2 separate regions of the Homo sapiens genome follow, and region 1 is linked to region 2. The links are chromatin loops, found by intact Hi-C in ENCODE. Cell type or tissue: heart left ventricle. All regions are shown on one strand.

Evidence for each region. Peaks named below come from ENCODE experiments on the same cell type or tissue, not always from the same donor. Only the 100,000 strongest peaks of a DNase experiment are listed, where the experiment ranks them.
Region 1: a loop joins it to region 2, with 3 times the contacts of the local background. A loop is called at or near these places in 12 of 110 quality-filtered maps.

What each region holds. Positions count from the first base shown.
Region 1 is chr5:172,441,553-172,445,552 of GRCh38, forward strand. All of the region lies in intron 1 of SH3PXD2B (SH3 and PX domains 2B), which reads right to left. Among named protein-coding and RNA genes, the nearest start is that of SH3PXD2B, 11 kb to the right of the region's middle. In heart left ventricle, no CTCF peak of the experiment used is centred here; a DNase peak (open chromatin) is centred at 2,149; H3K27ac peaks cover 1,467 bases.
Region 2 is chr5:172,105,379-172,109,378 of GRCh38, forward strand. STK10 (serine/threonine kinase 10) reads right to left here. Exons shown (of 19, transcript NM_005990.4): 5 at 2,402-2,474; 6 at 1,242-1,436; 7 at 278-359. Among named protein-coding and RNA genes, the nearest start is that of STK10, 81 kb to the right of the region's middle. In heart left ventricle, CTCF peaks have their summits at 1,651 (motif pointing right) and 1,855; DNase peaks (open chromatin) are centred at 1,263 and 1,653; H3K4me3 peaks cover 1,107 bases.

The DNA of each region.
Region 1 (4,000 bases), 340 kb after region 2:
CCTAGACGATGATGAACTCAATGTGTACGTGTCATGATAGGATTGGTCCACTGGGGCCTCAACGTCAAAGCTGGGTACCCTGGTGAGGTAACGGAAGGGTTGCCGAGAAACAGGCCAACTAGGCTGGTCTAGGATACCTTCTTGACAATGCCCCAACCGAATCCAGCCTCATCCTCCCTTCCCGCTGAGCTTGGGGTCAGGACAAGGAGAAGAGAACTAGATAGGAATGTAAAGGGAGTATGCTCTCAGACCCTGGGGACAGCCACCTTTTAGGGGTGTCATAGGGGAGGAGAAGGGATTCCTCCATGAAATCACATGTGGTTTCTGAAGGCCAGATTCTGTGGGTACCCTTGGCCACTCCTGGACCCCTCCCTTGTTGGGCTCCTAATCTGCCAGAGACTAATCCCTGCCCCTGTCCCTATGTGAGCCCTATGTGGACTTCTTTGCCATCCTACACTGTCCTCTCTCCTGTAGAGAAAACTTGGGTAGTAAATAAAATGTAGACAATTTACCGTAATCACTAACAACATTTAAGAGTCTAGAATGTGCTTAATGTGCTCTATCTTAGCAATCCTATGAGGTCACACTACCCTATCATTTCCGTTCTGCAGTGGAGAAAGGTAAGGCCCAAGGAGGTTGGGTAACTTGTTCAACCTAGGAATCAAACAGGCTGACTGCACGGTCAGAGGTCTTAAAAACTGTCCATGTTTCCACCATCAGAGATGATGCTTTGGGCATGCTTCTTCTCAGACCCTTTTCCTATGCATAGAAATATTTTTCAAAATTATGATCACACTATATATATGATTTGGTTTTTTTCATTTGCATGAGATGGCGGTCATTTCTCCACTTCATCAAACATCCTTTGGACAAACCACTTTTAAAGATGCCTTTATAGTTCATTGTAAGGCTATATATATCATTTATTTAATCATGCCTCCAGTGATAAACATTTAGGCTACTTTGAACATTGTTTAAATTACCATACTGCTGAATATCCAAATATATAAATCTTTGGGAGAAAACAGCTACAAATTTTAAGGAGTACATCCTTAATTAGAGTCTGTTTCTTAATATGTGGTCATTCCAGATGGCCCGTGTCACATCATTTGAGGTTGCTTACTCAAAATGCACATCACTAGTCAGATAAATGATGATGATGATGATGGTAAAGATAATAATAACAGGTAATTTATTCAGCACTTCTACATGCCAGGAAGGGCTCTAAACCCTCTACATGAATAATCCACAGTGGATACTCTTGTTAGCCTCATTCTGTAGAAGAGGAAACTGAAGCACGGAGAGGTTCAGTCACTGACTCAAGATCACACATGGCAGAGCCAGGTCCAGCCCATGCCATCTGGCTCCCAAGTTCCACCTCTTCCACCCAGAGGGGTCTTTCATCTTTTTTTGGAGCCATGAATCTCTTTGGCATCTGAGGAAACCCACGGACCCCTTCTCAGAATGATTTAAAATGAGTAAAACACATAGATCCCAAATGAAACTAATGATACTGAATTATAGTTATCAAAATGTTTCAAAAAACAAAATTATGACTATATGTACGTTTTTATTAAAACCACAAATAACAGAACCTCGTGGTGGGTCTAATGACACCGTAACTTGGAAATAGTAAGGAGTATAGATGCTCTCCAGGCATCCACGCAACGACTGTCAAGTAAGATGAAAATAAGGGAATCGCTATTTGTGACAAAGTCACATGTATTACTACTATCACCGCGAGTTGCTGCCTTCATTCATCACAGAAGGCAATGCTAAATTTCAGTCGGAGGTTAGTGAAAATTAAGATTTAATTCTTCCCCTTCTACGTTCAAGGGCCCTCTGAATTCCACCCATGTAAAGAACCCCACTGCTAGTCAGCTTTCCCAGCCCCTGAACACCCCTTTGCTTTTGAACCCAGCTGACAGTGCACCTCTCTGTCCCAGCAGGAACGGGTACTCCAGGCCCTGTCGCAGCCCTTATCCTATGGAGATGCATTCTGAACAGATGGTGACCTCTGTGAGGACAAGACTGTGCTTGGTCATCTTAGCCTCTCTCTGGCTCTGGGCCAGACCTGGCCCAGGGCAGACAATAAACCCACATCTGTGGAACTGACTGGAAGCCAACAGTGGCCTGAAGCCACAGGCTGCTGATTCACACCTTGGCTGAGGAGGAGGAAATGGTGACGCCAACGCGTGGGTTCTAGCTTTCTTTGCCAGCACAGCGGGCGGGGGGCCATGCAATTCTGCTTAATTAAACAAAACAGAAAATACCATGCTTATGTGCTTGAAGGCAACTTTTCCATTCAGGACGGAGGTCGGGGCTGGGAAAGTGACTATCCCCTTATTACCAGTCAGTGATAGGCAGGGGAGCCAAAAGTGATCCTGGCAAACTGCTTCACCTTTCTAAGCCTCAGTTTCCACATTTGTGAAATGGGCTAATAACAGCATCCATGTAGCAGACATGTATTGTTTTTGCCTGTCCAAGCTCCATGCCCCCTTCTCCCAGCAACAGCGCCCTGAATCTCCTTCCACAACTATCCCTCTCACTACCAGTGATTTCAGTGGGACCGTCGATCTTAATATCCCACTCACACCTGGCCCATAGGGTCAGGTAATCCGGCTGGGCCAGTCAGAGTCTCTCCTGGATCTGGACTCTTGAGTGGCTAAAAGGTCTGAAAATGGATGGATCAGCTGCCTGCCTGGTGATGTCCTAATACCTACTGGAGTTCCCACTCCCTGGATGGCTCCAGCTGCCCACGTTCTTTCCAAGACTGGGTGCTGAGCTTTCCCCCTGATTCTGACAGCCCCACCTTTCCAATACATTCTGTTTGGCTTAAGTTAGCCAGGTCTGTTTCTGTCACATGCAATCCCAGAATCCTGACTAATACTCCTTATCTCACAGAGCTGCTATGTGGATTCAAAGACATAAAGCATGAAAAGCCTTGAGCACATAGTAAGCGCTTAGACAAATGATAGCTCTTCTATACTGTTAAGAATAAAAAATTACTATTGAATCTTGAGAACAAAACAAATTTGGAGTTATTTAATTGCCCTGGAATTTCAGGATTACTACTGGCTTGCAGAGTCCCCTCTAATAACCTTCCCTCTCTCCCTCCATCTCCACTGTCTGCACATGGCTCATTTGGACAGGGGCTCCTGGGTCTGTCTGTGCTCTGCTCCCTGGATTCACCCATGAAGGGCTCTTCTACCCACCCCTCAAGTTGGGGAAGTGCTTCTGAGCACCAGCTCCTCCCGCTACTCCAGTGACTGCCTCTGGCCCCGAGCCCTGGCCTCAGCCTTCGTGTGCTGTACTGGAGCTATGGCCTTCCTGGGGGGGGACCATGCCTTCTCTCCTGTGGTTCTCAGGTCAGCCAGGAGCCCCCAGGTCCTTCTGGCCCCTCTACCCACAGAGCTTCATCTCCATTATTCAAACCTCTTCTGCTTTTTCAAACACGCCATGTGCCAGGGTTTCCATTTCTTTGCCCTCCTGTTCTCTCTACCTGTAACTCCTTCACCCTTGCCCACTTGGCAGCATCCCTCCCATGCTTTGTGACTGGCCTCAGGTCACCTCTGCAGTGCTGCCTTCCCCAGGACCAGGTCCCCCAGAAGCCCAGGGCACCTGTCTGCCTGTCAGGACACTGACCTTCTTGAGGTCTCAATCCCTGCTTTGTCTATCCACATGTCATCTCTGTCGCCCAGGCTGGAGTGCAGTGGCGCAAACATGGCTCACTGCAGCCTCCATCTCCTGGGCTCAAGCGATCTTCCTGCCTCAGCCTCTCAAGTAGCTGGGATTGCAGGCGAGAATCATCACACCCAGCTAATTTTGTGGATTTTTAGTAGAGATGAGGTCTCACTATGTTCCCCAGGCTGGTATTGAACTCCTGGGCTCAAGCGATCTTCTCGCCTCAGCCTCCCAAGATGCTGGGATTACAGGCGTGAACTCCCATGCCCAGCCCTTATAATGAAGGCTTCTTGGTGGTGGTTGCTGTTTTTCCAAA
Region 2 (4,000 bases):
GCCACCCCCTGCCACGCACACATACTTGCTTATTTGCCACCTGTATCCCCACTGGAACACACGCTCCATGAGGACAAGGTCTGGGTGGCTTCGTTCCCCAAGGCACTCCCAACACAGAGCTGGCATTCAGGAGGTGCCTGGGGAATACCCGCTGATGGACAAACAGCTGTCCATGCTGTTCCCTGGGCGGGGTGAGAACATGCCCAGCGTCCAGGTCACTGGTGAGTTCATTAGGCTCCACCCTTCAGGGAGCAGAGTGGGAGGGGAATCCACTCACCTCCAGCAGCTGCGCGGCACTGGGTCGGGTTTCTGGGTTCTTATCCAGGGCTATCTTCAGGAAGTCACGGAACTCTACAGACCTGGGAGGACAGGCGTCAGAGGTAAGCATGGAGGAGGCAAGAGCAGAGAGAAGCCCCCCACGTCACAGACTCCACTGTCCCAATCATGCCCCTCAAAGGACAGAGGAAACTTTCACAAGCTAAAACAGTGACAGGGCCTACACGACGCCCTTTTCATCATGGACACCACTGTCCAGATGGGGACCCAGACATCGGCGAGGAGCAGGGACGTGCCCAGGCCACGCAGTGAGGAGACTCAGCAGTGCCGGGATTTGAACCCAGGCCCCCGATGTCCCGCCCAGGGTGTGCCATGTGGCTCCTGCGGCTCAGCTGGGGCTCCTGTTCCCCAGTGGGAGCCAGCTTATTTGGGTGACTTGGTTTGCTCTGGTGAAGATCTCATGTCAAGTGCACAGAGGCAGCACGGTAGCTCACGCCTGTAATTCCAGCACTTTGGGAGGCCGAGGCAGACGGATCCCTTGAGGCCAGGAGTTCAAGACCAGCCTGGGCAACATAGGAGACCTTGTCTCTACAGAAAATTAGCCAGGCATGGTGGTGGGTGCCTGTACTCTCGGCTACAAGGGAGGCTGAGGTGTGAGGATCTCTTGAGCCTAGGAGGTCGAGGTTGCAGTGAGCTATGACTGCACCACTGTACTCCAGCCTGGGCAAAAGAGTGAGACCCTATCTCAAAAAAAAAAAAAAAAAGGAACACAAAGGGAAAAAGAGGCACGAAGGGCCCGGGGGGGCTCAGAAACGCCTGAAGACCCCCAGGCCCCAACCTCTCCTTTGGAGCTAGCAGCACCAGGAGAACGCTACCACTGCACCTCCCCAGCCCCGTCCACCACATATTCCAGCCCTAATCCCGGCGCAGGCACCCCGGCAGGTGGCCCTGCCCCTGCCCCTCACCACTTAGAGGGCGTGAGCAGCGTGGGAGGGTCCGACTTGGCGATCTTTAGCAGGACCCGCATGGGGTTGAGCTCGTGGTGTGGCGGCTCGATCTGGGCCATCTCAATCAGCGTGATGCCCAGGGACCAGATGTCGGCTTTGTAGTCGTAGGGCGTGTCTTTCATGGTCTCACACATGACCACCTCGGGGGCCATCCTGAACCAACCAAGGGACAACATAGGGCTAAGAATCTGGCCTTTACAGGTGCTTCTTGGACATTCAGGGTCAAGGGCCACCACGAGCCACTGTCGGGGTTGGCAGCACTCCCGAATCATGATCTGCGTGACTTTGCATCCCACTGTCTTCCTTAGGACGCTCTTCCACAGAAAAACGCCTCCACGCGGCTCCCCGCCACGTCCTGCTGCAGTTCCGATGCCTACCGCGAGATGGCAGCAGCAACCCGGAACACAGAGTCCTGGGGAGGGGGCGGGTGGGAGCGGAGGGGAAGGTGCGGAGCAAAAAAAAAGGGGCGTGGAGGTGGGTGGGCGAGAAGACACCAGCACAGAGAGGAGAAACAGGTATAAAAGGGGGGAGAGAGAGAGCAAGGGTGAGTAACAAGCAAGCAAGAAAGGAGCCCAAACTACACAATGGCAAGTAATGCACATGAAAAAATTGGAAACACGGCAAACAGAGAGTAGTCAGGCGTGAAATTGAGTGACAGTGTTTTGCTTTTAAAGTAATAGTTCTGGAAAAGAAGGAAACACGACAGACTACAGAAGTCCAGGGAGACTTCACATGACGGTAGGAATTGAACTTGTACTGTTCACCTTCACGGTCCCCATCCCCGGCCCTCAATACATACGTGGCGAATAAATCACGAACTGAATCCTGTTTTATGGATTCTAGTTCAGTTATTAATGGAGTGCCTTCTATGTGCACCATTTCATTTCATTCTCACAGTAGCCTTATTAAGTAGGGGCCATTATATCCCTAATTTTATGGATGAAGAAACTGACGCACGGGAAAGCTAAACAGCTTGTCCAAGGTCACACAGCTAGTAAGCCACGAGGCAGGGCGTGTAGCCCTTGTCTTCCGGCCCCTCTCTGTCTAAAGCGCCTGGTGGTCACCTTGGAGAGTTTTTACATCCAGTCCATTCCATTTCCAGAAGCTACACGACTCACCAGTAAGGCGTGCCGATGAAGGAATCTCGTTTCTGTAGAGTCTTCAGATTCTTGGCAGACACACCAAAGTCAGCTGCAAGACAAAATCTCAGCTAGCGTTTTCCACCCATAGCCCTGGGGTAAAAGCCGGGGATGTGGACTCAGGGGTACACATTCCAAGTCGACTAACAGATGCCATTTTCTATCTAGCAAATTAGAAAGCATTAAAAATGTAAGACTATCTGCTGCTGAGAGGAAGTACCGAGATGAACACTTTCCTCTCTACTAACGAGAGCCTGCACTGGCAGCAGCCTTCAGGAAAGCAATTTGGCAATAAATAGCAAGAACCTTTAAAATACCCATACCATTTTAATCCAGTAATTCCAAATCCAGGACTCTGCCCTAATGAAACAGTCTTAAATTTAAAAAAATGCATAATGATGTTAATCAAAATCCCATTATAATAACAGTGCCATTATAAAATTATAATAATAGTGACACACTGAAAACAACCATAATTGCTTGGCTATCAGGCAGTGATTTTAAAACTTTTTATATAGATTAAGAAAAATGGAGGCCAGGCAGGGTGGCTCACGCCTGTAATCCCAGTACTTTGGGAGGCTGAAACAGGCAGATCGCTTGAGGCTGGGAGTTGGAGATCAACCTGGCCAACGTGGCAAAACCCAGTCTCTACTAAAAATACAAAAATTAGCCAGGTGTGGTGGTGGACGCCTGTAATCCCAGATACTTGGGGGGCTGAGGCACAAAAATCGCTTGAACCCGGGAGGTGGAGGCTGCAGGGAGCTGCAATCGCACCACTGCGCTCCAGCCCAGGCAATAGAGTGAGACTGTCTCAAAAAAAAAAAAAAAAAAAAAATTAGCCAGGTGTGGTGGCATGTCCCTGCAGTCCCAATTACTTGGGAGGCTGAGGTGGGAGAATCACTTGAACCCAGGAGGCAGAGGCTGCAGTGAGCCAGGATTGTGCCACTGCACTCCAACCTGGGCGGTATTTATTACTATTTATTAATTTATTATTATTTTTTTGAGATGGAGTCTTGCTCTGTCACCCAGGCTGGAGTGCAGTGGCGCAATCTTGGCTCACTGTAACCTCCACCTCCCGGGTTCCAGCGATTCTTGTGCCTCAGCCTCCCAAGTAGATGACATTACAGGCATGTGCCGACATGCCCAGCTAATTTTTGTATTTTTAGTAGAGATGGAGTTTCACCACGTTGCCCAGGCTTGTCTTGAACTCCTAACCTCAGGTGGTCCACCAGCCTTGGCCTTCCAAAGTGCTGGGATTATAGGCGTGAGCCACTGCGCCCGGCCTTACTGATTACTATTTATATTACTGTAAAAGGTTAAGTGGGGAGAAGGGGGATACACAGTTGAATATACTGTCTGGTCAGAATCATGCCCCTCTCACTCCAAAAAGGGGAAAAATACACACTGAACTGACTTGGAGGAAATATACCACACTACTTAAATGGCTGTGTGTGGGTGGTGAGACTTCCACACCTTTGCTATGATAAAGTGTATTATTTGCAGGACTAGCAAAAATAAATGAACACTTTTTTTTTTTTTTCATGACAGAGTCCACTCTGTCACCCAAGCTGGAGTGCA